Regions from separate parts of the Homo sapiens genome. Here region 1 is linked to region 2. Evidence: read pairs that join two places in POLR2A ChIA-PET (ENCODE). Cell type or tissue: PC-3. All regions are shown on one strand. Links, peaks and the distances in the headings refer to the core of each region. The heading gives the core; the rest is flanking DNA. Region 1 holds the start of IP6K3 (inositol hexakisphosphate kinase 3). Region 2 overlaps LOC105375027 (a long non-coding RNA gene).

The links. Peaks named below come from ENCODE experiments on the same cell type or tissue, not always from the same donor. Only the 100,000 strongest peaks of a DNase experiment are listed, where the experiment ranks them.
Region 1: POLR2A ChIA-PET joins it to region 2 with 15 read pairs; 3 of 35 experiments call an interaction of 5 or more read pairs at or near these places.

Annotation. Positions count from the first base shown.
Region 1 is chr6:33,741,127-33,752,351 of GRCh38, forward strand. IP6K3 (inositol hexakisphosphate kinase 3) reads right to left here and starts at 5,779. Exons shown (of 6, transcript NM_054111.5): 1 at 5,632-5,779. RefSeq lists enhancers at 1,771-2,460, 2,719-3,612, 3,613-4,505, 4,506-5,399, 9,682-10,241 and 1 more and a silencer at 3,378-3,507. In PC-3, for the core only: CTCF peaks have their summits at 3,408 (motif pointing right) and 3,619; DNase peaks (open chromatin) are centred at 3,325 and 3,435.
Region 2 is chr6:33,871,026-33,881,152 of GRCh38, forward strand. It overlaps LOC105375027 (a long non-coding RNA gene), which reads left to right. Exons shown (of 4, transcript XR_007059555.1): 3 at 2,928-3,034; 4 at 3,265-3,613. Among named protein-coding and RNA genes, the nearest start is that of LINC01016, 21 kb to the right of the region's middle. RefSeq lists an enhancer at 7,578-8,078. In PC-3, for the core only: no CTCF peak of the experiment used is centred there; no DNase peak of the experiment used is centred there; H3K27me3 peaks cover 5,785 bases.

The DNA.
Region 1 (11,225 bases), core at 1-8,000, 130 kb before region 2:
CTGGCCATGGTGATCTTGGAAGCACATGCTGAGGTGTGGCCTCTGTCAGTAGGGTCCCTAAGTGACTGTACATACTGGATATATAGCATTATGGAAATAAATCTTCACTCTATGAAGTCACTGAGATTTGGGGGTGGCTTGTTATGCAGCAGGACCTAGTCCATCCTGCCTGATGCACTAACTCACAGCCAGGCACCCAGTATGGAGCTCTTAAGTTGAAAGCAACTTCACTTTGCCTGGCGTGGTGGCTCACGCCTGTAATTCCAGCACTGTAGGAGGCCAAGGCGGGTGAATCACTTGAAGCCAGGAGTTCGAGACTAGCCTAAGCCAACATGGTGAAACCCCCTCTCTACTAAAAATATTTTAAAAAGTAGCCAGGTGTGGTGGCGCATGCCTGTAATCCCAGCTACTCGGGAGGCTGAGGCAGAGGAATTGCTTGAATCTAGGAGGTGGAGGTTGCAGTGAGCCAAGATCATGTCATTGCACTCCAGCTTGGGCAACAGAGCGAGACTCCATCTCAAAAAAAAAAAAAAAAAAAAAAAAAGCCGGGCACAGTGGCTCACGCCTGTAATCCCAGCACTTTGGGAGGCCAAGGTGGGCGGATCACCTGAGGTCAGGAGTTCGAGACCAGCCTGACCAACATGGAGAAACCCTGTCTCTACTAAAAATACAAAATTAGCAGGGCGTGGTGACACGTGCCTGTAATCCCAGCTACTCGGGAGGCTGAGGCAGGAGAATCGCTTGAACCTGGGAGGCGGAGGTTGCGGTGAGCCAAGATCGTGCCATTGCACTCCAGCCTGGGCAACAACAGCAAAACTCCATCTCAGAAAAAAATAAACAAAAACAAGCAAAAAAAAAAAAAACAAAGCAACTTCACTTGAGTCAGGTACTCAAATAGTTCATTGCACAAACATATCCTATATCATAGTCACTCCTAAGGGTCAACTCTGGACCCCTGGCTTTACAATCACACCTCTGTGTCTCCAGCTAGGAATTTTCAGATGGAGACACTGAGGGTCAGAATGGTTGCAGAGTTTTCCCGGGGTCCAGAGCTATCAGGCACCAATGCTGGGACTCGGCCGTGATGAGTCTGTCTCACTCTGAAGTCGACGCCCATTCTGACCACGTGCAGTCTGCTTGGACGGGGAGTGGCTGCTGAGTTGCTCTGGCTGTCTCTGGGAGTCTCGGAGACCCAGGACCAAGACCCAAGTCAGGCTCTTAGGGCCAGGGTGCTGTCTGGGGCCCTCTTTATGCTGTTTGCCTCAGTAACCTGTGTCAGGATAGGGAGCTTTCAGAAGCTGCACCTGACTGGGCAGCAAGAACCGCACACCCAGGGGCAGCATGCTGCTGGTGGGCAGTGTCTAACGAAGTGCTTGGCAGCGTGGATTCTTAGGGCCCTGGGTGAGGGCTCCCACCCGGGGGGCCTGCCAAGACCTTACCCAAATCCTCACCACCACAATCTGCAGAGTAGGAAAGTAATCCCCTAGAGGCACGATAATTCTCAAATGTATGTAAATATGTTGGTAATTAACAAAATACAAATTCATTTAAAGGCATTATTGAATTCCTAGTAGTTTTTGTCATCGTCTATTTTTCTCAATCAACAGATCCTAAAAGTATAATGAGTATTGCATAGGGACTGGTAGGGAAAAAACTGTGTTGACAAATGGGTCCTGGAGAAGAGGTTAGGAGAGGTACTGCTCCTGGCTGAGATCAGGGTGGTTTGAGGGGTCTGGGAAGGAGTCCAGGAGGAGGGGAGATGTTGGCTCAGCCTTGGGGAGCTTGGGGAGGGCCTGCTTTGGGGAGTGTGTGTACAGGGAGCAATAGGGAAGGGCAAGGAGATGGTGGGAGGCGATGGCTGGAGGGGAGTGTTGTGTGGAGGAGGAGGATGCGGGAGTGCTTGGCTGGCCTTGCCAGTGCTGCAGCAGCAGGGCGTCTGCAGAGGCAGCCGGCAGTGGAGGGGGACGGAGAGTGAGCCCAGCCTGGCCAGCCAGAGGAGATGCTGGCCTGGGCCCCAGCTCAGTGCAGGGAGGTGGCACCCTGAGATCACCAAGGTGCTGAAGCCTTCGGGACCACATCCCGATAAATCTTAGGTGGTGGGGAGAGGGCTTTCTGGGTAGAAGATAATTAAGAAACAGCTTGTAGCAAAAGAAAACTGTAATATAAAATGTGGCAGACGGCAAAGCAGCATGGTTTATGGCCTGCCCTCTCACCTCTGAAGCTCTAACTTACATTTCACAGGTCTCTCGGAGCCAGAGGTTTGGTACAAGTACCATTCAATGTCTTTGTGATGCCCGAGGGAGCATTTTTTAATCTATTAGAGATGAGAGGACCCAAAAACCATTTAAAACCACTTAGGTTGTAATGGGCAGGAGAAATTTGGAGTTTCTCACATGGCTGAGGGGTTGTGCATCATCTGGGGCCATCCAGGTTGGAAGGCACAAGCTTATTTTCCAGGGGGAAAAATGGAGTTTTAAAATCCATTCTAAAAATGACTCAAGGGCTGTAGGATGGTGCGCCCTCTGTCCGTGTGGCTCTCCGGCTCGGTGGGATCAATACCTAGTGCTGGGGGACTTCACACATCACTTTCCCAGCCGTGGCTGAAATATGTGGCTTAGGAGAGCATCTCTTCCCTGGAGAAGGCTTGGTTTCTAGAATCACAGAGCAATACTTCATATTCCTCAGTCATAGAAACTTATTTCGGGGCTGATTTTATCCTTTGAGAGGGTTTTTTTTTTCTTTTTTTTTTCTTAACATTTAAAATCTCCCAACATTTCTCCAGCTTGAGGACCAAATACGATTTTAATACAGAGATTATTAGTTTAGAAACCCTTCAGCCACTGACAAATGTACTTAGCAGCACCAACAATGTTCTGATCTTGCTGTCAAGGTGGGAGAAACATGGGGGCAAGATGACTCACGAAGTCAAGTGCCACTGGAAGGGCTGCTCTGGGGGAGGCAGAGGCTGCGAGGGCTTCTCCCTCTTGGCCCCCTAATAGATCCTGACCCCTGGACACGCAGCTCCTCAGCCATGGTTAGCAACTGCTTTGACAGCCCCTCCCAGCCATGCTTTTCTCCTCCGGACTTTGCCTCTTGAAGCTGCACCCAGGATTTTGGATATTGCTAAACACCCAGACCTGCCTACACATTTCCCAGCCTCCAACACCCTGCCCCACACCTGCTGCCTTCCTCTAAGTAATATGATCAGCCACCACCTGTCTTGTGCAAGAGACCTATGAGCCACAGACGTAAGGTGTTGCCAGCGGTTAGCATGGCAGTTTTATGGTTGCAAGATGGAACAGCTCTTTAAGGTCAAAACACAATAATGGGATGGAGTGTGTGTGCGTGCATGTGTTTGTATGTTTGTGTGAGTGTGTGTGAATGCTTGTGCGTGTGTGGGAGTGTGTGGCTGAGGGAGAATGCAGGCAAGGTTTTTCCCCACCAGAGGGCAGCAGCACACACGTTGAGGCCCCAAATGCCTGAGAGGGATTAACTGGAAACTAAAGCCAGCACCCACCTCCTCACCCAGCCACTGGGGGACACATTCTTGGAACTGCCCTAGGTTTGCCTGGCTTTGCCCAGACCTGTCCCAGAGAGCCTCGATGGCAGCTGAAGTTCTGCCTCCACCAGGCAGATGTTTTTGAAAAGCTCAGAAGCCATCATTGAGGTTGGATTCTCCCCATAACGTTCTATAACATCTCTTGCCCTCCCCTCCCACTGCTTAACCAGGGTCAGGGGCTGAAGGGGAGGGGGTGGGAATGGGCTGGGGGTGGTGGGGCACTTGAGAGCCCATCTGGGCAGAGCAGGATGGGGTCTCCAGCGATCTCCACCCCATCTGTCCATCCCGCCCAGGCTGTGGCACCCTGGTGGGTGGGTGAGGCCTCTCAGCTGCCAGCTGGGCCTCCCAGCCCCGGATGAGTTGCAGTAACTATTATTAAGGTAACACACTGCAACTGCAGCCCGCGGGCCAGCACGCGCTGCCACCCTGCGCCTCCCCAGCCAGTGCACGTGCTTTCTTCCCTGAAGGACCTGATGCTCATAAAGTTTATTGCTGTTCCCTGTGGCTGCTAGTGAACAAGAGAGCAACCATCCGGGTTTCTGCCTGGGAAGGATTTATTCAGGCTCTGTGGAGGGCAGGAGAAAGAAGGAGATGCCGCTGGCCAGGGGGTGGGCTTGGCCTGGCCTGTGACCCCCGGAAGCAGCAGAGGACAGGGAGGGCCCCAGAGGCCACAGGAGCATTGAGGGGCAGGGATGCAGGGAAGTGGCCCAGGAGGGGACAGGAGACCTGGTTCTGCCTCAGGCTCCCTGAGCCTGCCTCTCGGGGCCTCAGCTTCCCTATCTGTACTGAGAGCTGTCTGACCCTGCCATGTTCTTACCCTCCTATGGGACAACCCCCCCTTTGATTCAGCAAGGCAAAGTGGTGGGGAAAAATCACCATGGTGGGGGGTCGGGGGGCTGGCAGAGGCTCTTTCTAATTGAAAGAGATTTAAGAGACCTGCTGACCCAATGCCTTTTGACTGGATCCTTTTCTAACAAAACATTAACAGACATGTAGGGCCAGCTGGGGAAAGGAGACTGCAGACAGGATGCAGACGCTCATGGGTAGTTGTTCATTTGTTAGTGGACAGTGGGTTATGTGAGGACCTGCTGAGGACTTTGTGCAGGGGAGAGGCGTGCTGTGATGTCAGAACACTCTAGCTGTAGCGTATTCAATGAAACAAATACGACAAAACTCGGGCCACTGCTGAAATCAGGCGCAGGATGTACAAGTGTGCATGAGATCATTCCCTCTATTTGTATGCTTGAAGTTTTTCATAATAAAAGGTTAAAAAATAAATGGGTAGCTTTTTAAAAATGTAGAAGGCAGAGTCCCTCCCTATGGGATCAGAATTTCAGGGGAAGGGGCCTGGCATGGGGGGTTTAAGGCCCCCAAGGCAAGCTCAGTTCTCAGGTTCACTAGGGTACCTAGAAGAGTCATGGGTGGGGGCCAAGACTCCACCACTGCCCAGGGCATCAGGGACCACCGTTTGGTGGAGACATGTCTCCCACCCCCATGACCGCCATCCCGTGGTCTACCACCACCCTGCACCAGGCCCCAGGCAGCTGCTGTAGATGCTGATGTCATCCAGCCTGGTGCCGGCCTCCTGCCCCCTCCCGTGGAAAGCTGGGGCTGCTGGGCTAGGACATGCTGTTCCTGTGCCCAGGGGATGCTGCCCGCGTTTCTTGGACACCGGCCTCTGTTAAGGGTTAACGCAGCCCCCGGTACTTGCCCCTCCCCCCAGCTTCCTCTGTAGTCCCAGTCCACCCTGAAGTGAGAGGGCTCCAGGCACCCCTGGAAGGGGAGGGGTGGAATTCCCCTGGGAGAAGGGAGAGGGATGAAAGAGGAACAGATGCCAGAATTCCTATACACTGAACTGTCCCAACGCCCTACCCCACCCCCGCCACACACAGATGGACAGACCTCCACGAAGACGCTGGCACCTCCGTGGGGCAGACTCCTGGCCAGCCTGGAATGGAGACAAGACCCCAGGGTACAGACAGGCCCTGTGAACACGAGACCCTCTCTCCCCTCAGTCAGGCCCCGTCAAAGAGGCTGGCCCTGCCCATCCCTGCCTACAAGGCAGCACTCACCAGAGCTTCCTCCGAGATCGTGGGGAGTGTATGGAAGGCAGGGCCCAGGAATCTTGTCTCTCAGTGCCCACCATGTACAGGCATCAGGCAATGGCCCGTCCCAGCGTGGAGCATTTGCTGTTCACCAGAGCCCTGGTGCGGGAGGTCTGCCCGGGAGGGCCGGGCTGCCGTGGCCTGGGGAGGGAAGGGTCACCTGACCCTCTGGGGAAGGGCTGGTGGGGACTGGCATGTCCAGCTGTCAGCTGGGTGTTCTGCTGCTCTGGGGCAGGGCCAGAGGGGCTGGAAGGGAGGGGACAAAGAGGAGGAGAGAGAAGAGGGGAGGAGGAAAGGAGGACTGGTCTGAGGCAGGGGAGAGTTCAGCTCAGCTGCCCACGTAGATGTCAGGACCTGGGCACCAAGGGCCCATCACCCCAAGGCCCTGGTTATTTTTTGATTCCTAATTCAAAAGGAAAGGGGTGAGTCTCGGGTTGGGGGGTTCATGCTCTCCCTTCTGCTGGGCTTCTTGCCCCATCCTCTCTGCAAGAACCTCACTGCAGCTTACCCCATACTGTGGCTGCCAGAGAAGGAAAGTCAGGCGGCAAGACGTTCCATCAGTCAACAGTCAGTTAGACTGAGGACAATCAGGCCATCAACAAGCATTTTTTGAGACCCCCTGCTAGGGCTGACCAAGCACCCCCAGTGTCAGGGGATTACAGCTGGGGGGCTCAGCAAGTCAGAGGGCAACTCCAGGATAAGTGTCTGGTGAGAGAATAGAGGACTTTGCAGAGAGTGAGGAGGGCATCCTGGAGGAGCTGACCGGCTGAGAGCTGAAGGAGAAACAGGGTCATTTGGTTGAGTGGGGGAGGGTGGTGAGAAGGGGGCTCTAGCTACAGGAGAGGCTGTGCAGAGGCCCAGAGGCCCAGAGGCCCAGAGGCAGGTGGGAGCAGGGTCAGGGAGGTGGAAGCTGCAGGGAGTGGGACTGGGGAGAGATGGGGCAGGGACGAGGTGGCCTCACCAGCCTCTGTCCTCAGCCTCTGGGAGGAACTGAGGTGCTTTATGCCAGGAAGAGTCGGCTCAGGCTTGTGTTTAAAACTCTCAAAGGTGGGCAGACAGATGCTGTCCTCTGGGAGAGTCCTAGCCTGGTTGGGAGAGGGGGCAGTGTGGGGAAGGAGACGGCGAGTTCCTGAGATGTTCAGGAATCAGGCTGGTGGACCGGGAGAGAGGGGGTGGGAGCAAAGGACAGGGTTCATCAGGGGACAGGCTTCAGGTCCAAGTAACCCTGGACCAGTATTAGGAAGATCAAGCTACCCTGGACATCTGGCTGAAGTTCCCCTGGGCACTGGTGCCCCACCTGCCTTTCCTGGGCTGCTCCATATGTGGATGAGGGGCTCAGCCTCCTCTCTGGCCAGAGATGCTGCTTGCTCCACTCGGGCCCAGGTTGCCCACTGGTCTGGTTCAGCCTCTCTCGGACTCATCCCCCAGGACCCCCTTACCCATCTTCTGGTCCCTCCAGACCTGTTGGTGTAGTACTTACTCCATTTCCACATGTCCATGGAGAACATGTTCCAGGACGGCCCCTTCTCCCTCACCGCTCATTTCACAGAGGTAAGATGGGGCAGGTGGACTGAACCCATTCTCCTGGCCCTCACCCGCCAGCCATTGTCCATTCAGTGCCCTCTACGCCCACTTCAACGCTCAGCACAGCAGGAGCCGCTCAGCAGATGTGTTAGCGGCAAGAGAACAAGGGGTGGCTGGGCACGGTGGCTCACACCTGTAATCCTAACATTTTGAGAGGCAGAGGCAGAGGCAGGAGGAATGCTTGAGCTCAGAAGGCTGAGGCTGTGGTAAGCCATAATTGATCATGCCACTGCGCTCCAGCTGGGCGACACAGAGAGACCCTGTCTCCAAAAAAAAAAAAAAAAAAAAAAAAAGCCTCCCGTGATGGGGAGGCTGCAGCCTGTGTGGGGCTACCTACCTGCCCAGCTGCCTTCGGGTGGCTGAGCTCCTCTCCCATCTCCACTGTGTGGATGGACGTGGGCCTCCCCACACCCAGAGAGGGAAGAGCCCCACAGAAATAACAGGAATTCCTGGGGTGCCCTGAAGCCTGGTTTAAAGTGGGGTGGGGATCCGATCCTCCCCTCCCTGCCCCCTGACTCCCCCCTGCAGGGTGACTGACTGATCACATTTCACCAGGGAAGGCACATGGCCTCTTGTGTGCTCTGTCCCTCCCCCTGCCCAGCTGTGTGCTGGGCTCCGGTTACCTGGCCCTGGAAGAGGGTATGACCTCCTTTCCCCCCAGCCCTGCGCCACCTCTCCTCTCCCTATCAGGCTGGACTCACATCCCTATTCTGGGAATCCCAGAACCACCACAGGGATGAGCAGGAGGCCCTTCAGGTTCTAGAGGGGGAAGGACTTCCCACTTGAGCAAGATGGCCAGTGAGTGCCCTGGCCCCCAGGTCTCCAGGAGGGCCTGTCCACATTCCACCACCTGCTTTCTGCGTTTGTTTTGCTGCTGTTGTAAAGAGCAAGGTTCCATATTGACTTCTTATTCTTCTATTTATGTAACAACATTTTCGAGCCCTTAATATGTGATCTGAGACATACAGCAGTAAACACACACAGGGCCCCACCGTCCAGAACTGGTACTTTCCTTATGCAATCAAATAGGGCACTTTATTTCTGTTTTCCAACTTCAGCCAATTTCTCTCCATGGTCGTTTCCCCAAAGCTCAGCTTCCCTTCCAAGATGCCTGCTGCTATGCATCTTTCCATAGCCATGTCTGTGACCCACCTTGCTCCCTGCTGCTTCCTAGTCAGTGGGGCAGATGGCCCCACTGACTAGGAAGCAGCAGGGGTGCCACCACTCAGGTCCTCAGGGACAGACAACCTCTGCAGGCCGTGTGTGTGTGTGTGCGCGCGGCCCCGGGAATGGGAGGTGTGAGGGGAGCCACCATGCCCACCCTATGACCATGATCAGTAGAAGCAGGTTAGGGGGAGGGCCGGCCCTGCCCTGAGCTCTTCACACACTTTATCTTGTTTGGTCCTCACAATAGCCTTGTGAGGGAGGGGCCATCATTCCCCTCATTTCACAGTGGAGGAAACAAGAGTGGCCTAGCCTGGTCCTGACTTCTGGAAATCAGTCCTGACCAGCGTGGCACTCACTATTCTGTGGACTGGAGCATCCTAGGCCAGCCCTTAGATGCCACCATTCGGAGGAGAAAACCCCTTGGGCTCATAGGCATGCACTTACTATTTGGTGGGCAGGTCTCTCTCTGGCCAGCTCCCCCTTGGCCTCTCCCTCCCCAGCCTGGACTGACCTTTGAGGACTTCCCACTTCACTGCTGCCTTCCCTGGCTGTTCATCCATCACTATGTCCTGTGGATTTCATGTCCCAAACATTTCTCAAATTAGTCCCCTTTTCTCCATCTCTATGGCCCTGGCCTGGCCCACCATGTGGTCATGGATGACTTCAGTAGCTCCTCATGTTCTCCCACATCTCTTTACAAGCCTGCTCCTACAAGCCATTCTCCCCAGAGTGATGTTTAGAAACAATTCAAGTCACGTCACTTTGCTGCTTAATACTCTTCAGTGGCTCCATCCTTAGAATAAAGTCCAAATTTCACCCCCAGCGTTCAGCCCCTGCCCACCTCCTCAGCCCCACCTCACACCTGGTTAACTCCTCTTCATCCTTCAGATGCCAGCTCCAGCTCCAGTGTCACCACCTCCAGGAAGCCCTCCCCGCCCTTTCTGACACAGTCCACCACCTCGTCCCTTTTTTTAGAAGTGCTTATGCCAGCTGTAGTTGCATATTTATGTGTGTGACTTGCTCCTTGCCTGTCTCTCTTCCTTGGGGATGGTGACTTGGCTCAGTTTGCTCAACGCTATGTCCTCAGCATGTAACCCAGCGCCAGCCTTCCAGTACTTGTTTGGTGAATGAATGAATGAGTGGATAAACACGTGGACACATTCTGGGTCTCTGGCTTTCCCTCCTGGGCTCGCCATGCTCTGGCTTGCACAACAGCGGTTTCCTTTCCTCTCCCTGACCCCAGTTAATGGGGGCCTTTGGCTCGGTTGCTGTGGCTCTGTGGCATCATCCCTCCTCAACAGCTGCCCCTGTCCCTGCTCCCATGACCCAGTGTTCCTGCCCTAGAGACAACAACCTCCACCTCATTCTAGGACATGTCATCACCCCTTCCCACAGTGTAAACATGGGTGGCGGCTACAGACCTGCCCAGGTTCCAGTAAAGCCCCTCCTCCCATGCTGGGCTCCCCTCTCGCTGCACCCCAGCTTGGCATAGCACCTTCCCCTTCCTTCTCCTCCCCGCCGCCCCACTCCCTAGAAAGTGCAGGATGGAGCATGCCCTGAGAGAGGTCACTGTCCAGCCCTTTGCAGCAAGGGGGGGCCTTGTGGCTAGGCGGCTTGTGGCTTCCCTATCATCACATCCCTGCTGGCCTGACCTGGCCCCTAGCTCCCAGCCCCACCTGGGAGCTTCCAGCCTGGGTGTTGGATCCAGTTCAGGTCGTTGCATCAGAGCCTGCCCTGTCGGGCTCCCCAACAGCTGAAGATACTGGGGTAGAAGGGCCGGCCCAGACCACTACAGCCGGGAATGTGGGAGGATGAGCTGTTGAGCCACAGATTGCAAAATCTGGGAGGTGATAAACTCTCTCTGGAAGGCAGATGGCCCCACTGACTGGGAAGCAAGGGTGTTACCACTTAGGTCCTCAGGGACAGACAACCTCTGCAGGCCGTGTGTGTGTGTGTGTGTGTGTGTGTGTGTGTGTGTTTGGCCCCGGGAATGGGAGGTGTGAGGGGAGCCACCATGCCCACCCTATGGCCATGATCAGTAGAAGCAGGTTAGGGGCAGAGGGCCGGCCCTGCCCTGAGCTCTTCACACACTTTATCTCGTTTGGTCCTCACAATAGCCCTGTGAGGGAGGGGCCATCATTCCCCTCATTTCACAGCAGAGGAAACAGAGTGGCCTAGCCGGGATTTGAATCTGGGGCCCCCACTCCTAACACGGATTCATTTTCCGGCAGCCCTCGGTCACACCTTGGTGCAAAGACACGTCTCCACCCAACGGGGAAGGCACGGGTCACCCCTCCACTTCCCCAGCCAAGCCCGGCGCCATGTTTGGGCCTGGAGAAGGCTGGGAGGAGGGGAGGAGATGACTGCCCCTGCATGTGGACACAGGCTGGGGACTTGGCACTGGGCTAGCTCTCCCAGCAGCGCTGGGTCATTCATCCACATCCCCCCAGACCACACCACATCTGGCTGAGGCCCAGGGAAAAGATATCCCTGCTGAGGGTCACATGGGGAGCTGGGACGCAGAGGACCCAAAGCTGCCACCTCCCAGGCCAGGACAGTGCTCAAGAAGTCAGGTTCTTGTGGACTTTTAATCCACGCAAGAGCCAATGTGTGACATTGAGAAGCCAATTACACGCCGTTGATACTCCACCCCGTGTCTCCTTTGTCCCACAAACAATCTGTGTGTAACATTTACAAGGCCTTCACGGTGGCTGACATCAAGGACTGCAGGAGGAAGGTGGCCAGCTGGGGCCCCGCCCTGCCCACTGGTCCTTGGAGAACTTTGCTGCCTTCTCTAGGGTGGAGGGCCT
Region 2 (10,127 bases), core at 1-8,000:
AAGAGGCTCCAAGTTCTGGAGCAAGTATGCTCCCTCCCCTCCCCTCTGAGGGGTTTGTGGGGCCCTTGGGGCCTCCTGGGAACGTCCCAGGTGCTTCGGCCCAAGATCTGTGCTGATTCAATGCCACCCCCACAGCTGGGCAGAGCCTTGAGATGGACACTCCCTGCAAACCCTGCCCAGCCTAGAGCTGAGCACGGGGCTTTGGGGCCCCCCAATGGCTCTGCTCAGTCATTCTTCAGGGCCAGGGACCACCTTCTGGAGCCTGAGCCAGAACCTGAGCCTCCCTTCAGGCTCTTCTCTCAGCCACACCACCACCCCCCGCCTGCTTCTCACCGCCCAGCCCACATCAAGCCCTAATTCTACCCTTTTTATTCCATGTAAGAGCTTGCCCAAAAGGAGCTCTCGCCCCTAGCAACAGAAAAAGGCTTCTGTTCTTAGAAATACAGCAGCCATTTGTCCATGCCTGGAGACCCTCTTGTTCTGCCCTAGTACATCGCCTTCCCAGCTGTGGCCAGAAATTGGCTTTTCTTCCATTTCTACTTCCTTGCTGAAGCCATCTTCTCCACCTGTCTGGTGTTCATTGCACCAGGCATCCTGCTATTGCTATTCTATACTGGGGTTCTGGAGCAGCAGGAGTGTGGCCCCAAGGCAGGAACGCCTCCCATTGCCTTGATGACATTCAGCAAATCACTCTTGCCCTGGGGACCAGGTTTTCCTTCTGTAAAATGAGGGGGAGTGGACCTCATCATCTCTGATTCCTTCCAGCTTTAGAATCTGTTTCTGTGATGATGTTGGGGATTGTGCAGACCTAGTTTCCTTTGTTTACAAGATGTGGAGACTAAGAAACCCATAGAAGTGTGAAGTATAGAGTATCAAGAGCACTCCCTCTGCCTGTTCTGGGGTGTACACTGTTACCCACACTTCCAGGGAGAAAGCGCCCTGGTTGAGGGAGTGGTGCCAATGTGCAGACACATCCCAGCCTGGGACCCAGGGCTGCCCGTGCCCATCCCCCAATAGCCCTGCTGCTCCCTTCCCCCTCGCCTCCCTCCAGGGCTGTGGAGAGGAAGAAACGAGATGCTCCCTCTTCAGATGCCCTGCCCATAGGAAGGCCCATGCAGATCCTCGGGACTATGCTCTGTTCTGTTCAATCCACCTGGTGGGTCTGACCACCAGGACATGGCCCTGCCTTCCAGGGAGTAGACACTGTGTCTGCACTGTGCTCCTCTCTTGTGACAAGAGCAGGCTTGGTGCTATGGAGGCTTCCCAAGGCGTCCTGTAGGAGCATTAATCACTGAAGGAAGGGCCAGGGCAGTAGCAGGCCAGGGACAGTGGGCCCTTCCACGGAGCACAGAGCAGTGGGCCCCGCAGGAGAGGCAGGTAGGGGTGGAGGTGAGGCGCTCAGGAGCAACGCAGCCCTGTCTCCACAGCCCGGCAAGGGATTTTATGGAATACTTGAGAAAAAAATCATCAATGAATATGATGGATGCCCCCCAGCAGAGGTGCAGGGGTCCCCCCTTTTGGATCCAGGAAGCAAAAAGCTGGGGTCCTGGCCTGAGTCTGAGCAGAGGACAGTTTTGAACAAGGAGGTCCACAGGGCAAGAGGAGGGTGGGAGTGCTCCCATGCACATGGATCACTGTGCTTTGGAGTGTGTGTCCCCACTGATGGGGATGAGGATGAGTGTGAGACCAAAGGCAGCCCTCTTGGGGTAGGCAGGGGCCAAGGCCCACAGGTGGGGGCTGGGGAGGATGTGTTCTTAACAGGCGTGGCCAGACGCCTCCTCCTTCAGAAGACCTGGAAGAAGCAGGTGGAGGGAGAAGCAGAGTCACAGAGGCAAGGCAGAGACTCAGAGGCCCGGAGACTGGGGTGGCCGCAGGCAGGGCCTCCCCAGCCCCACTGCTTTCCGAGCTAGCTATCTCCAGGAGGCCAGCCTGCCCACAGGGCCCCAAAGCCCCAACCCCCAGGTGGCCCTCCCCTCTTGCAGCTGCCACAGTTTCTGCAGGGCTGCTTTGTCAGACCTCTTAGAACACAAGCAGCAGAACTAGGAAGGCCCTCAGAATGAAGGAGACGCAGGCACCGTGGGAGCCCAGGGCCCCTTTCCATTGCACCAGTGCTCCATCCTCCCACATCTCCCAAAGATCAGCCCTCCTCAGTGACCCCGGGAGCCCAGGAAGATCAAGGATCGAGACTGTCGCCCTGGACCTGCCTGCTGTGTAGCTCTGGGTGCAAGTCAAAGATCAAGCTGAAGTAAAGGTATGCTCACTCAGGGTTCAAGGGCTTATTATTAGTAACAATAATTCCCTACATATGTAAAATCTCACACCGGACATACGCTTTTTACATCATCTTGTGGCAGACCAGGTTTCACTAACACTGGCCTCCATCACAACTGTTTGAGTACTGACTGCGTGGTGAAATATTAAAAGATAAAAAAGTCAGTGCCCTTATACAAAGGCTGGAATGAAACAAAAAGCCCATCAAGAGTTTTGCCGTGGCCTTTCCTGGGTCTTAAAGCATGACATGGGAATTCTTAATAGGACCCATTTAGGATTAAACAAGCGTTACTGGGGTTCTGAAGAAACTCCCTAGGCCACCACAGACAAGTTTGTTGGGGATCTGAAGGAACTCCCCAAACCTCCGTGATTTAGCAGGAGACAAGATAAGGGTAATCACCCCAGCACCTGGACCCATTTACATTAAGTAAATTTACTAAGGCTCCAGAAGAAGGCCTTCAGGACTCAGACCTTAGTTATAGATTAAAAGAAGTTAATCACTTATGTCTTTAGAAGAATGCGCACTTATACATAGCCATATAGCTTAGAAGATATACAAGCTCTGAAAAACTTTGTAATTTTGAGTTGGTCTGGCAATAATTTCCAGGCCTTCTACCTAAAACCGGTTACAGAAATAAAAACTTCTTCCTCCCCAGTTCACCTGCATCTCGTTATTGGGCCATGAGAAATAGCAGCCCGACCCTCAGTTTGATCCAGGAACAATCTCACCAGGGCTTGCCATCAGCCCAGGACAATTGACAAGGTAAGTACTTTATCTCCATTTTACAGCCGAGGAAGGTTTGAAGAGGTTAGGAGGCTTGGAGACCACAGCTCCAGTGGTGGGATAGAGGGTAGTGGGCTACAGTTGAGAAACGGGGACCGTCGTTGCTCCTCAACCCACTTTTCTCAAGACCTTCATAGGTCTTTTTCAGCTCCCTGCACACCCAGAACAGGAGCATTTAAGAGAAGTGTTGCTTTTCATTTGTTCTTAAGACACTGCTCTCGGGCACCAGATACACCAACCGAGCGATTCTCAGAACCCCTAGCATGGGCCACAAACCAAACACGCAGAGCCGCAGCGAGGACAGAGGGTGCCGCGTGGCCCTTCCTGACATTCTTTCATCTGCACACTGTACCGTCAACTCATTTTCTGCACGGAATGAAGATACATCACTCTGCTCTGGAAAACTACATTTAGCATCTCCTTCTTTTTGTGGGGCAGGGAAGTTTTCATCGACAAAGCGTTTGTATTGCAGATGGCTCACCATATGCCACGTTCCTGCACGTTATCACCTTGTAAGCAGATTCTGTCAGGTTTTAGGAGTAAAAGCTTAATTAACAAGTGGTGTGTACAATTATGTACTTAATTATCTACTGCTTTTATTTCTTTGTTGTTTCTTGTTTTCCAAAAGTTTGGTAACAATTACAGGCAACTGTTGCCTAATGCAATTTCTCTCTGCACCTCTTTTTTTGTGTGTGTGTGTGTGTGTGTTTTTTTTTTTTTTTTTGCCATTTGTATGCTGAGAGGGGGCTTTCTCTTTTCTCCCCCCATCCACCAATTAGAACAGATAGACGCAACATGGGCCACTGATCTAAATCTCTGAGGGGTGGCCCACGTGTGTATGTGTGGGCATGTGAGTGTGTGTGTGTGTGTGTGTGTGTGTGTGTGTGTGTATTTTATTTTAAAAGAGTTTCCTGTGAGGTTGATCTGCAGTCCTGGTTAGAAACACAGACCTGAGTCTCCACGTTGCTGACTGGGCTTTCAGGGGATCTCATTCTTTCTCCATCTCCCTTTGCTGGCCCACCCTGGAGGCCAGTGGGGTTGGCTGGTCTAGGCTGGTGAGGAGGACAGGAGGTGCTGGGGGGACAAGGGACAGCCCTGCAGCACGGTGAGGGCAGAGGCAGCTTTGGGGAGCTGAGCACAGAAAGCAGGAAGAATTGTAATGGAAGCACAAGCAGCAGCAAGTTGGAGGGAACTTGCTGGGCTGAAGCCAAACCCGGAATGTGGGACTTAAAATAAAGTGAGTGGATTCGCTTGAAAGCACTTCTGCTCACATCCCTCTGAGCTAAGGAACTTCTAGAAGCCTATGCCTCCAGCACAGCTGTCTTTCATACAAATCCATGCAAGAGGGTGTCCTGTTTTAGGGAACCTCCCACAAGAGTTGAAAACTCAGTTATCAGCATGTGGTGACAGAAATGGCCCCACAGCTGACAGCGGAGGAGGCTGAACCGTCAGGTAGACAGCCCATCTGGCTTCCCAGAGGGCCGAGGGCTGGCCCTGGGTTTCTCAGCTGGCAGGTGGGGTTCCCTGGGCCCTAGTTCTGAAGCACCCTCCCCACCACACCCACCAGTGTCAGCCAAGGCTGGGTGCCATCCAAGAGGGCTAGGGAGAGTGGGTTGGAGGAAGATGCAAGGGCAGAAGAATTGCAGAATCAAGAGATCAGGGCTTCTCTTTCTCCAACTAGAGGAAGAAGCCTGAGGGACACTTCCCTGAAATGAAAACAGACAGAGGCCGGCCCCAGCATCACAGACATGAAGCCCCTGTTGCCTGCACGCTCACCGAGCTCTGTCACACCTCCTCTCTGTGCATCTGTCTCCTTATCTGGCAGCGGCTGGGTGAGGTCATCCAGCTCTGCCAGGCCTACCATCTCCTATTTCTTAGAGAAGAGTCCACTAGACTCCAAAGGGCTGTGCTCTGGGGAAAGCACAGCGGAGGACACTGTTGGGCCTGTCCTTGCCTCTGTGGTTTACCCAGGGCCTAGAACAGTGCTTGCCATGTGATGAGGGAGCTCAACAGGTGTCTGTCAAGTTAATGAAAATGTAATAGACATGCCATTTGCTGATTTGCCAGGCACATGGCTCCTTCTAAAGATAGCTGCTCTGTCCCACCGGGAGACCCCCAGGTCTCTGTCTGTGCCTGGTCCCAGCTGACCTAAGGGCAGCCCATCAAGGCACGTCAACCTGAGATGTGGTCTGGGATGAAGAAACGACACAGGGCAAATGGGTTCTGCTTCTCAGAAGGTTGATCTGGGAAGTACTCAGAGCATGAGTGATTAGCATTGGGCATTGAAGCTAAAAAGATCACTGGAAAGAAAAGGAAGAGGTGAGTAATAAATGGCTGAGGCAGCAGCTGCAGTCCTGAGTGGAGAGAGAATCTGGTGCGCCAGGAGGGGAGGCCCTCTGCTCCAACGTCCGCCTGCCCTCAGCATCCTGCATTGCTTCCCCTGGCAGACCCTTCCCTATGCAGAAATCTTTCCCTGCAATCTCAGATACCTTCAGGGCAAGCCCTGGGAAAACAAGCTTGAAATGATAGAGGCAGGAGGTGGATGCATCTTCCCACACCTGGGGTCCAGAAAGCAGCATCTGACCAACTTCAGAAACCAAACAAGAATTTGGGGACATGTGAGGGGATCATTTATCCAAGCTGGGATTTAGGGAAAAGCTCCAAACGTTACTTGAAGGGCCCCAGTAGAAGAATGGAAAGTTAATTGCCAGGACAACTTCCCCACTGCAGGGTAGGGTTGGGATGGGTGAGAAAGTAGGGGAGAAAGTGGTGACAGGTAGGAGTAGAGACTCAGAAAGCCTGAGGAATGAATGGGCACTCTTGTTCCCATGCACAGGATGAAATGGCATCTTGGCGCTTTTGCTGAACAAGGCAACACTGGGTCTGTCTGACCTGAGGACACTCCATCCCAGCAGGACCCTAATGGAGCAACCCACCTGGTCTTTCACCTGTCAGAGGAAAGCACCTCTTCAAGCACATGGCCAGGGAGGCTGATGGGGCTGGAAAGCAGGAACCATACACCACCTGGGTCTGTGCCTGGGAAGGTGAGCTCTTCCGCTGACCCTATACCTGCTACAGAGACCCAGACAGCAGGGCCCTCTCCTAAGTGACTTTCAGCTGCAGACACGGCTTCCATCATCATGCACCATTCCCTAATCTATTCCCTCCAGTGGGGAGGAATCCAGACTGCAAGGCTGAAGGCCACCTTCACGGAGAAGCATGGGTGGGCCAGGACAGACCCCCTCCCCAATCCGCTGCTGGCCACAGCTCAGGGACACATTGAGTCATGTAGTACCCTTCCCTCTTCTGTCCAGAGCCATTCCTCAGAACTGCCTTCAGGAGGCCCTGACCACTGCATGCACACGCATGCAGTGGAAGCTGCAGTAGGGTAGAGGACAGCTAGGAAGGTCAGGATGGGGCAGTCAGTGAAATTTGGGGACTGCTGGAAAAGGCTTGGGACTGTGCCTTCCTTGCAGAAGCAAAGGAGAGAGAGATATGCTCACTTCCAGAGGTGGAATCCAACTACCAGGACCAGGTTAGGGACCTGCCCATGGGGTCCCGGCTGCTCTCCATGCTGGTGATGGTGGTGTTCCTAGAATGACATCACACAAGTGCTGAAAGTGGGGAGTGGTTGGGAGGAGAGCCCCATAACTCGCTTGCTCTCGTGGGTGTTTCTCAGTCCTACTTCCCTGCCCCACACCAGAGGGTTGCTCTTCCAGCCTCCCCAGCCACCCAGCCCCACCACCCCTGCAGAGCCAGCTTGCCCTCTCTAACCCTCCCTTCTCCTGCCTCTCCCCCAGGTCTGCTGCTACCACCTCTTGGGGGTCCCCACCCTGAGCTCAGTGGGCCCCCAGCCCACACCACAGGCTGAGGGAGGCTTGGTTGTCATGGTGACGTCCAGGTACCCAGAATAAAGAAGGGGCTGCTGGGGAGTGGCACAGTCATCTGTACATCAAAAACAGTTGCTGGCTCTGCTCCTTTCCAGCTTTGCACTGACCTGTCTATCCAGGCCTCACTTGGGCCAGAGCCCAGCTTCACGAAGCCTTGCCTGGCCTTGTCAGGCACAATCAATTGTTCCCTCATCTGATCAGCCCTTACACCCGTCCACGGCAGGCTGGCCACTGCACTATGCTAACTTGAGCTGCGTCTGTTCCCTGGCCAGGGTGGGGTGCTCCCCTGCGGTCTACTTTAATGAGTCCACCCCCACCACAGCTCTCTGGGAGGGTTCCTAGGCAGACTGCACCTTGGCTGAGCCAATAAGTGGAACCCACCCCCCCTTCCTATCTACTCCTTTGACCCAGATCAAGCATCAGCTCCCGTGAGCTCTTCTCCCAAGAATTTTAGTCCTGTTCATCTCTGTGTTGACACCGTTCATGTCCAATAAGCTTCTCTTGCAGTTGATGGGTGTGGGGTGGGGTGAGGGCAAGAGGGCCCAAATGGGCTGCTGAAGCCAGGCCTGGGAAGGAGGGGCTAGGGAGCAGTGGGGATATGGGAAATGAGGGCAGGCCACGGCATAAGGAAGGGGAAGGCTGGCTTCCTGGCCCCTTGCTGGCCAGACACACTGTCCTGGAGCTCTGAGTAGCTTTAAACCATACCCACCAGGAATTAAGTGTTGAGAGAAAATGAGCCTGCAGGTGCTGGGGTTTGGAACAATGCCATGTGAAGAGGCCTCCTTTCAAGGCTGCTGGATCAGGTGACCTTGAGGACATCTCACACTGAGAGGGTGGGGTACAGCGTGTAAAGGTGTGCCTAATGGATGCCAGTGTGTGGAGGAGGGCCCACTCCATCCCAGGAGGCAGATGTTGGTCAGGAGCGTGAATGGGGGACTTAGCTCCTGGTCATAGATATGTGCAGGCGTCAGCTGTAGGACTCTGGTGAACAGGAGAGGCAGGTCCAGGTGTATTTACATTTCTTTCTGACTCTGCCTAATTATTTCTCCCAATTGCTCCCACTTTGAGCCCAGCCCAAGGTTGTCCTTTGATCAACACTGCCATGCCTCCCAACGCTAATCTGCCAACCATAAGCGTCCCGAGCTTCTCTCGCCCGGACATTAACCATGAGTCCTCTGGGCTGGCATGTGCAATGGGCCCAGCCGGAGTGCTGCTGGGAAACCTGCTCAGGGGGCGAGCTGAGCCTCCTGGGATAATTCTGACTAAATGATTCTTCACGGAGTTGACTTGAAATGTGATGAATGGGTCCCCAGTGCTCTTAAAGCCTCCGAAGTCAGAGCCACAGAAAAGACTCTGGGAGTGGCCTTGAGTCCAGCCCTGGAGAAAACCAAAGGTTGGAGTCATGAAGTAACTGCTTATCCACTCAGTGACGGCAGAGTTGAAACTAGGACCCAGGACTTGCCTCCTTCTTCTTCTCATGCCACAAAGATAAGAACATGCATTTCCTGACATGCAATTTGCTAACCTCTTCCCAGGTTATGTGTGTGAAAGTACCAGGCTACCAGATGGCGTTGAGTCCGAATTAAGGTGGTGTCTCATTGCATTTCACATCATGACCAAGCAATGTCTTACCACCCCACAAAAAGCCAACTGAGGCTTCCTTGAGTGGAAAGACCACAGTGTTGAGGGCAGGGGCTCTGTGAGCAGGTACCTAGAGCTAGAAGTCAAAACAAGGAAATGTTTCGAGGGAGGAAGGCAAGTTAAATGTCAGGCCTCTGAGCCCAAGTTAAGCCATCATCATATGCCCTGTGATTTGCACGTATACATCCAGATGGCCTGAAGCAACTGAAGATCCACAAAAGAAGTGAAAATAGCCTGTTACCGCCTTAACTGATGACATTCCACCACTGTGATTTGTTCCTGCCCCACCCTAACTGATCAATTGACTTTGTGACAATACACCCTCCCCACCCTTGAGAAGGTACTTTGTAATATACTCCCCGACCCTTAGGAAGGTGCTTGGTAATATTCTCCCCACCCTTGAGAATATACTTTGTAAGATCCACCCCCTGCCCACAAAAAATTGCTCCTAACTCCACCACCTATTCCAAACCTAGAAGAACTAATGAAAATCCCATCATCCTTTGCTGACTCTTTTCGGACTCAGCCCAACTGCACCCAGGTGATTAAAAAGCTTTATTGCTCACACAAAGCCTGTTTGGTGGTCTCTTCACAGGGAGGCGCATGACATTAAAGACAAGGAAGCTGCCCTCTTTTGTGTGCCCCTACCCTCTCCTACCCTCTCCCCTACCCTCTCTCCCCTACCCTCTCCCCTACCCTCACTCTCCCCTACCCTCAGCCTGAATCTGCCTTTGGTTAAATGCCTGATGGAATTTTGCAAAAATGAGAGATTTGCTCGGATCACCCCAAATTCCACTGGGTGGAGGATGGGCGGGGAGCTCCAGCAGTGAGAGCGTGGCAATGGAACTGCTTTGTCGAGCTGAGACAAGCATGTCTCTTCTGGACAGCAGATGGGCCCTCTTTGTGAGCCTGTCGCTGCAGACCCGTCTGGGTCCCTGTAAAAAGTAAAGGTTCCTCTATCAAACACTTTCCTCCCCGTCTAATTAGGAATAAATAGTAACTTCTCTTAGAAGCAAAATTTATTCAAAGACCTGTGCTAACATTCTTAAATATCTGCTAGCCGTAATAAAGAAATCAATATACTTTATGTTCTTAGCTCCCACAATTTAGCCTAAATATTTGTCCTGGGTTGCTTATACTGGTCCAAGCAAGCATTAGGTCATAGCCTGTTCCTCTTCCTTATTTGAAGGTGTTTTTACCTTTCTCAGCATTACACAAGTTACTTCCTCCTTCCTTTATTCTCCTCTACCTTTGCCTCTTTTAAAAAGTTCTCAGTTGCTAGCCAATCAGGACAAATACAGAACGTGAGGTCCCGTTCCAGCCAGTGGAAACCGGATACAGCAGTAGGGTGGACGCGTCAGGTTATGAATGACCCTGTCTCCTTCGTTCGGTGTACTCGTGGCAAAACTGCTGGCGAGTGTACCCTTCCTCCAGGAAGTAAAAATGGCCTTGCTAAATAAATTTATGTTCAAGTACGATTTCTTTACGGCACCGGAAAACAAGCATTTCAAACAATTCAGCTGCTAAGGGGAGAACTATGC